3 separate regions of the Mus musculus genome follow, and regions 2 and 3 are each linked to region 1. A link is a loop called in an ENCODE intact Hi-C map of the cell type or tissue named here. Cell type or tissue: heart. All regions are shown on one strand.

Region 1 (2,500 bases):
ACTAAGTTCCAAATACTCTGGTAAACATTTAAAAGAAATGAAGCAGCTGGCCTCTTTTTAGTAAAGATAACCTGTAGAACTTGGGACGTTCTAGATTTTTCCTCAGATGGTATCTATTAAGAGCTGAATTCTTTGCTGCAGGAGGAATTACATCAACTTAAAGTACAGTCTTCTTAGACTGATGATTTTATTTAACGAGGCAATAACAGAAGTACATCTGGCACAAAGTGTTTTTGGTGTCCTCTTGTGTGCTTTAATGTACATAAGCTCTTTCAATGAAGAGATCTTTTATTTCTTTTAGATAGAAATTTTGAAGCACACACATTACCTTTGGTCCAAGGCCACCAGATAAGGGAAAGAATTAGGCTTCCTCCAAACCTCTGACTCTGTGACCCATGTTTTTCAGCAAGATGCTATGCCACTCCTAAATAAATAATGTATATGTGGAGGAAAAAGTGTCCATCAAGTACCGAGAACACAAACAATCACAGGAAGTAATAACCACTTATGCTTAAAGAGGATTTACATAAGAGTCCCAGGTAAGGCGGGGAGGACAAATAGGCACCGGACTTGAGGGGTCTGAGTGCAAACGTTGTTCTGACGTTCAGATACACCTCAATCATAAGAGATTCGAAATTAACTGAGGAAGCTGATCTCCAACCAGGAACTTGGAACTCTTTCAAAAACACTATTCTCTGTGTTTCCTGGAGAGAAAAACAGGAAACGGGCTTCTAAAAAAGTCTGTTCAGGTTGAGTTGGACTTTCAAAAGACTTCCTTGCCAAATGAGTTTCTAAATGAATTTATGGAAATTGTTCTTTTAGATACATTTGCATTTTGCTTGGTTTCGTTCGGTTTTTAATACCAGACTAGACTCGTGTTTAGCAAATTCCGGTAAGAGACCAAACCCAGCCCCGTGAGGGAGGGGGGGAGGCGGGGGGAAGGGGTTACTATTTGGAACAAAGTGAAAGAAGAGCCTAATTCTGCAGACAATGAAGTCATACTTTGTTTTCTTCTCTCCTTTGAGAATATTCTTAATATCACTGAAACGGTTCTGTGTAGATTTTATCTGCCGCAGATTTAAACTAGAAGCCTCTATCCACCCAGCAGCTGACTCAGACCGATGCAGACAACCACAGCAAAACACTGGATGGAGTTTGGGAACACTTATGGAAGAACAGGAGGAAGAATAAAGGTTCCAATGGGCATAGGAACTCCACAGGAAGACCAACAGAGTCAACTAACCTGGACCCTTGGAGTTCTCAGAGACTGAATCACCGACCAAAGAACACATATGTAACAGATATGCAGCTTGGTCCTCGTGTGAGTCCTGAACAACTGGAATGAGGGCTGTCCCAAAAGCTGTTGTCTGTACATGGGATGCTTTCTTCTAGCTGGGCTGCCTCAGGAGGAGAGGCTGTGCCTAGCCTCACAGAGACTTGATGCATCAAGGAGGTGGAATACCAGGGGAGCCCCACCCTTCAAAGAATGGGAGGTCAGCAGAGGGGAAGGATTTGAGGAGGGGGTGACTGCGATGGAGATAGTGAATGGGATATAAAAAATAGTAATATAAATAAGAAAATTATAACAAAAAAGTAGAAGCCTCAAAAAGGAATAGCAATTTCAATACAAAATGGCAATTAGTTGTCATGCATGAGACTGTCTCCTAAATTTTTATGAAAATTCCTAAGAAGTTAGGAAAATAATATCATTTTCTTCTCTTTTCTTACACATAGGTGCACAAACTACATAAACCACTGTGTCTTTGCATGCTCTTATTATGTGTGTTTCTACATAAATCTGTGCTTACTACATATTTATATGTGTGTAGAAATACATGTCCATGAATACTGTTGTTCTCTCTTTCTCTCTCCCCAAGTATATGTGTGTGTGTATGCATGTGTGTGCATGTGTGTGTGTATATGTGTGTGTATGTGTGTTAACCAGCTTTCCATAAAAACTCTACCAAAAGAAAAAAATCTCTGATAAATCACTTTGTAAAGAAAACAGTTTATTGTAGCTCAGAGTTTTGGAAGTTTTCATCTATTATGAGTTGGCTCAGTTGCTCTTGGCAACATAGTACACCTCAGTTGGAAACATCTTGAAGATCAAGGCTCTTTACCTTATGGTGACTAGGAAGAGGAAAGAGAAAAATACAAATGCCCCACAACCCATAACAAGAGAACACCTCCAATTATGTAAACCCTCCCAATAGACCATACTTCTTAAAGGTTTCTACCACCTTGCAATGGCACCAAAGTGGTGACCAGGTTTTTAACATGTAGGTTTTAGGATCTAGTCCAGGTTCAAACTATACCAATATGTGTAAAATAATATAGTCAGTACAAGTATAATCAAAAAGCACAAATCAGACTCAGAATCATAGGAATTCCTCAAGAAATTCAGGAAGTACATAAAAACAGCACTAAAGAAAACATTTCAAGTTTGAAAAAAAATTTACAAATCTATGTATTTCTTCAATAGTTCAACTATGTACCAGAA
Region 2 (2,500 bases), 74 kb after region 1:
GAAGTAAAAGGCCGTGATACTAAGGATGATATCAGGGATGCCAAGCTAAGCAATTAAGAGTTCTACGCAGTAACAGAGAGAATAATTGAATGTACTGGAGAAGGGAAAGTTGTTGCTGGATCTTCACTGAGAATCAAAGTGAATCTATCAGAACTTACAGGAAAGAAGGAAATCTAACCGCAAAGCCTTCAGGAGAATGATGTTCAAGGTAGAGGGAGAAAGAGAGAGAAACATTTTCCCTTGGTGACATACCCAAACTACCTATAGGGCTTTCTAAATTGCACACTCTGACCCCAGAGATCTTGAAATGGCTTACTGTCCTTACTGTTCATAGAGAATCACGGTCTATGTAAACCATCATTATAGTTACCTGCGTGCACCATGGTGGTTAAAGTGGGAAATAAAAATATGTAAAACCCTGATAAGAGTGATGGGGCAGGTATTATCTTAACAAAATTGGTCCTGAAGAGAATCGAACAAATATGGCATCACCCCTAGAAAGGGTATCAATAACAGACCAAAGAAATGATTCCACACAAATCTAGTTTGGCAAACCAATGAGTTTAATTTGGGTTACAGGAGCATGTGCTACTGTAAGTATGGGTATATGGGTGGCTTTTCGCTTATGGAAACGTCTACCTCTGTGATGTTGTTAATTACTAATATATCGTTGAGGAAGGGACGTACCTAAGCTTCTCAGTCTCCTCCTGATAAGCCCCTCTCATGCTGTCTCTTGATTGCTCATCTAGGGATTACAGCTACTCAGAATTATCTGAGAGCTCGTGCTGGGGTGGTACAGTCAAGTCAAAGTGGTCTGGAGGGTCGAGCCAGTCATGCTGGAGAGCAGGAAAATAAAAAAATTGAGCTTATGAGTCTAAAGCTTGAAGATTTGAGACTCTAAGTAAAGACGGTAGGTGCTGTCCAAAAAGAAGAGATCTCACGGCTGTCATTCTGTGTCACCCTGAACTGATATTTAGAAAGAAGCTCAGACTTCAGAATTGCTCATATTTTGGAAGAAAAACCAAAAAATAGTTCACAAAAGGAGAAGAAAAAAAAAAAGGCACTGTCCAGATGCCAGGACACCAAGACTAAAGGGGACCAACAGAGATGAATTAGCTAAAATACCAAGGACTGAAAAACAGGCTTTTGGACTGAGGAACAATGCCACCACTCACTCCTGGGAAAAGAGCAGATGGGCTAAAGCAGAACACGGGCTGCAGGGGGTGGAGGCAGAAGCTGGGTGAGGAATTGCAAGTAGCAACTGTAAATCCTCTTGAGAAATTTGGGAGTGGCTTGTTCCTGGGCTACTATAAATAACAGGAATGCAGGAAGCAGGAAGTCAGAAGATGAAAGGGACATCTTAGTAACAGGAGAAGAGTTTGCAAAGGACAACATTTGGGATTAAACAGCCCCGAGGTTACAAGCATCCCGTGGTATGATGCGAGAGGCCCTTGAGATGTTTGCCACCCAAAGGTTGGAGGGTACTGGCTTTAATAGTAGGACAGCTGGCAAGCCATCAGTGTGGAAAGTAGTTCGAGAGCCCCTGAGTGCAAGTCACATGAGAAGTACATGACATGAAATAGCTTAAGCAGATGAGGCTTATATTATACAGAACCTAAAGCTATGAGAGAAAACACCAACTTTGATTGACATACTTATGAAAAGGGGGCCATGATAAAGCAGTGTGCTAATTGAAATAATGACTACATATTATGAGCAAATGGTAGAGACAACGTCTTTTTTTTTCTTTTTTTTCATCAGAGTGTGAAGGCAAAGCTGTATTTGGTCTATGACTCAGCAGTTGCTGGAGGTGGCTCTTGTTCCTTCAGGGAGCCCAGGAAGTGTCATCACCACTATACCCTAGTTAACCACAGGGACTCAGAGACCAGCTTGTCTCCGTATCTGTGTCAGGTTTCCATGTCCCAGCCAGCCCTGGATTTGTTTTAGCCAGTTCAGCCTTCTGAAAGCTCAAAGCAACAAAACAAAGTTACAAAATGTCACCAAACTATCACCTATGGACAGCTAGCTTTCTCTGTACACAAGGTCCCTATGCTCATGATCAGAGCCCAGCCCAGCAGAGCTATCACCCATGTCAAGTAACATGACCATAAGAAACAGAGACTCACCTAAAGTTCTTTCTTCTCCACTGCCCTCTTTCTGTTCAAATGCCACTGGCCTTGAAGTACATGAAACAGGGACTGCTTGGGACCAAGAATTCTGTCCTGCCCCAGAAGCAGATCAGAGAGCAGTCACCACTCTGGCAAGGTCGTTTCTGATGTGACGTGAGTCTGAGCTGTTCTCCAGTGTTATGATAAAAGCAAGTGCCTGAGGTGCTTTGAGAGACTTTGTGTCTGCATTGCTGACTGGTGTACAACTGCGCGTTCTAGGGAATCCTGTCTGCAGGCTCCACTTTCCTGGGCTCTCTTTCTTCATGGCTGCAAAGGCTTCTCTTCCTCATTCTTTAGTGTGAACCCCCAATAGGTAGTTTTTTTGGATCTTC
Region 3 (2,500 bases), 49 kb before region 1:
GAATCAAACCCACAACTGCCAAACACCACCGATCTCCAGTAATGCTTCCTAGGGGATGCTACAAATAGCACACACTCACACTGGAAGGACATGGTGACTGCTCTGCCTCCTCTCGTATTTTTCTCAAATGTGGCTATCTTCCTATCTTCCAGGGGGCAGGGTTTGGCATATTTTAATGAATAAATAAATACAAAGTTTGCACTTTCTATTTTTTTTGTCTCTATAAATTGTCTCTTCTAATTAATGAATAGCTGCACTTGTCCTTTGGTATTGGTAATTTCATAAAGCCTCCCAGGGTGTTACCCAGTTGAATTGGGCGTAAGGAAACAATATTAGCTCCAGGCATGGAAATGAATGGATTTAGAGGCACTAAATCAGGAAAGCAAATGGGTTCTCACAGCTCCATGCTGTAGAATTAGTTTCAAATATTCAACAGACACATCAAGTATGAGCTTTATAAGCCCAGAGCTGAACACTGCCTTTTGCTCATTTTAAAATCCACGCTGTGAATTTTAAACTCCTGATAGCATTTCTAATAATGGCATCTTCTAGAAGCTGAAGTTGTGAGAGACCAGGGAGGGTCAGACCACAACCTCTTTGTGTGATATTTATATAGCATATAGACCTACGAACGATTTTTAAATTAAGAAATTTCAAATTATTTTCCCCCTCTGGATCCTCTGTGCTATGGCCTGTGTCCACATCTCCTAACCCAATTTACATACTAGAATTTACCAGGACTTCATAGATACCTGTCTCAGCTATTTCTTTAGTACTTTCAGGTGACTCCCCTCTTCAACTTCTATCAAGAATGGACTTTTCTTATTTCAATTGCAAATGACAAATCAGCTTTATCTTCCAGAAAGTGGGGACTGCTAGGATAAATGTACTATTTTTAAAATAAGGTATAAAATATTTTTTGTACCCTTGACAGCCATTACAGCAAGCTACCTGCTGGCTGCATGCAGCGCGTTAGTAAACACAAAGTGGAGTGTGTCCGGCTCCTTGTTTCCTGGAACTGTTCTCTGCCATCAGGGGCACGTAGGAAACTGGTCGATCCCTCATCTCCAGAGAGATCAGCAAAGGGGATCACTTTCCCCAAGACTGAAAGCATAGGCATGTCTTTCAGATGCTCACCAAGGTGAAAGAGAAAACAGTGCTTTGATAGCCTGAAGGAATTGTTCCCCTTTCTTTTCCTTCTGATACCTGAGCTATCGCCAGTTGGTATCTGAGATGCTTTTTGCGAGGAGGCCTGCCTTAGCCACAAGGGGCTGGGGGGGAGGGGGGGGTTACCCTCTTAAAAGAGAATGCAGAGCCACTAGGTCTCTTCTCTGCAGCTGCCAACCAGGAAACAGCGGGAAAAGTCCAGGCTTACCCTCCCCAGAGAACGCTGGATGTACAATAGTTTTCTCCCTTTCTAAGCTGCACTATCGCTGGAAGCTTATCCGCTTCTAACTCCGTCACGTCTGTAGCTTGGTAACTCGGTTTCCTAAACAAAATTAAAGGAAGTGTCAATGTGAAATTGAAAGTGAAACTGGCAGCAAAGGGCAAATCTCCCGGGCCCTTAATGGATTGGAAAACCAAATGGCAATTTCCAACTAGGTCCCTTGCCTCAGGCTGCCTTAAAGCAAGGCAATCACATTGGAGCCTACTCTTTCGATAATTTTATCAATACATTAGGCCCCGCAAAGTTTGTGTGCAAACCTCTTGTGCTTAGTTAGAACAAGTGGTCATGTGTGGGATGTTCAAAATGCTTCCGATCCTAAATAGATCACCCATCATGATCTTCCCGGTGCTTCAAACTCCAGCCATTTCTCCAAAAACAAAGATGAAGATCACTATTAAAGATGGACCACGGCAGGCCCCTTCTAAGTAACCGCCTCGGATAAACGTGGAGAGCAAACTTTTTGCTCCCTTTGACGTGTGTAGAATTTCCTGTGAATTTAGGTGAAATTAAAACAATAAGAAATATAGTCAAAAAAAATAAAATAAAAATAAAAAGCCAAGCCCAAAGGGCTTCTTGATATGTGTATAATCAGTGACATAAGTGTTAGATATTCTGTCTCCTTACATCCAAGAAGACAGGCTAGACCGGGCTATCCCTATGTCAGAGACACCTTGTTAGAATATGGGCAGGGTCATAAAGTAAACTAAGAATCTCTGAGAACTGCACTCCCCCGCCCCTTACTTTATGCAAACTTGAAGAACAACAGTGATAGAAGCAAAGCTCAATTGCTGACACTTTCATTTCAGAACGAACTCATGATGTTAGAAAATAATAGAGTATTAGTATGGTGTAACTGTCTACCGGTCTATCTTTTTCCTGCAGAAAGCAGGCAGCCCTGGAAACGCCAGGCAGCCAACCGGGCATCATGGGAGTGTTTCTGCTTCGCAGCCATATTCCCTGTGCACTTAAGAAAGCTAATCCATTCTCCAAATCGGCCATGCTGCCTCCTGCTTTGCCTTCATTCTCACAGATATGAGAGCCCAAGGAAGATGA

What was found. Peaks named below come from ENCODE experiments on the same cell type or tissue, not always from the same donor. Only the 100,000 strongest peaks of a DNase experiment are listed, where the experiment ranks them.
Region 2: it touches region 1 in a loop (2.1-fold over the local background); 3 of 42 quality-filtered maps call a loop at or near these places.
Region 3: it touches region 1 in a loop (2.4-fold over the local background); 4 of 42 quality-filtered maps call a loop at or near these places.

The regions. Positions count from the first base shown.
Region 1 is chr2:48,380,959-48,383,458 of GRCm38, forward strand. All of the region lies in intron 1 of Gm13481 (predicted gene 13481), which reads right to left. Among named protein-coding and RNA genes, the nearest start is that of Gm25338, 2.1 kb to the right of the region's middle. In heart, no CTCF peak of the experiment used is centred here; no DNase peak of the experiment used is centred here.
Region 2 is chr2:48,454,987-48,457,486 of GRCm38, forward strand. Gm13481 (predicted gene 13481) reads right to left here and starts at 2,279. Exons shown (of 6, transcript NR_166463.1): 1 at 2,127-2,279. In heart, a CTCF peak has its summit at 1,206; a DNase peak (open chromatin) is centred at 1,355; H3K4me3 peaks cover 350 bases; H3K27ac peaks cover 1,713 bases.
Region 3 is chr2:48,331,588-48,334,087 of GRCm38, forward strand. All of the region lies in intron 1 of Gm13481 (predicted gene 13481), which reads right to left. Among named protein-coding and RNA genes, the nearest start is that of Gm25338, 52 kb to the right of the region's middle. In heart, a CTCF peak has its summit at 1,291; a DNase peak (open chromatin) is centred at 1,464; H3K4me3 peaks cover 534 bases; H3K27ac peaks cover 704 bases.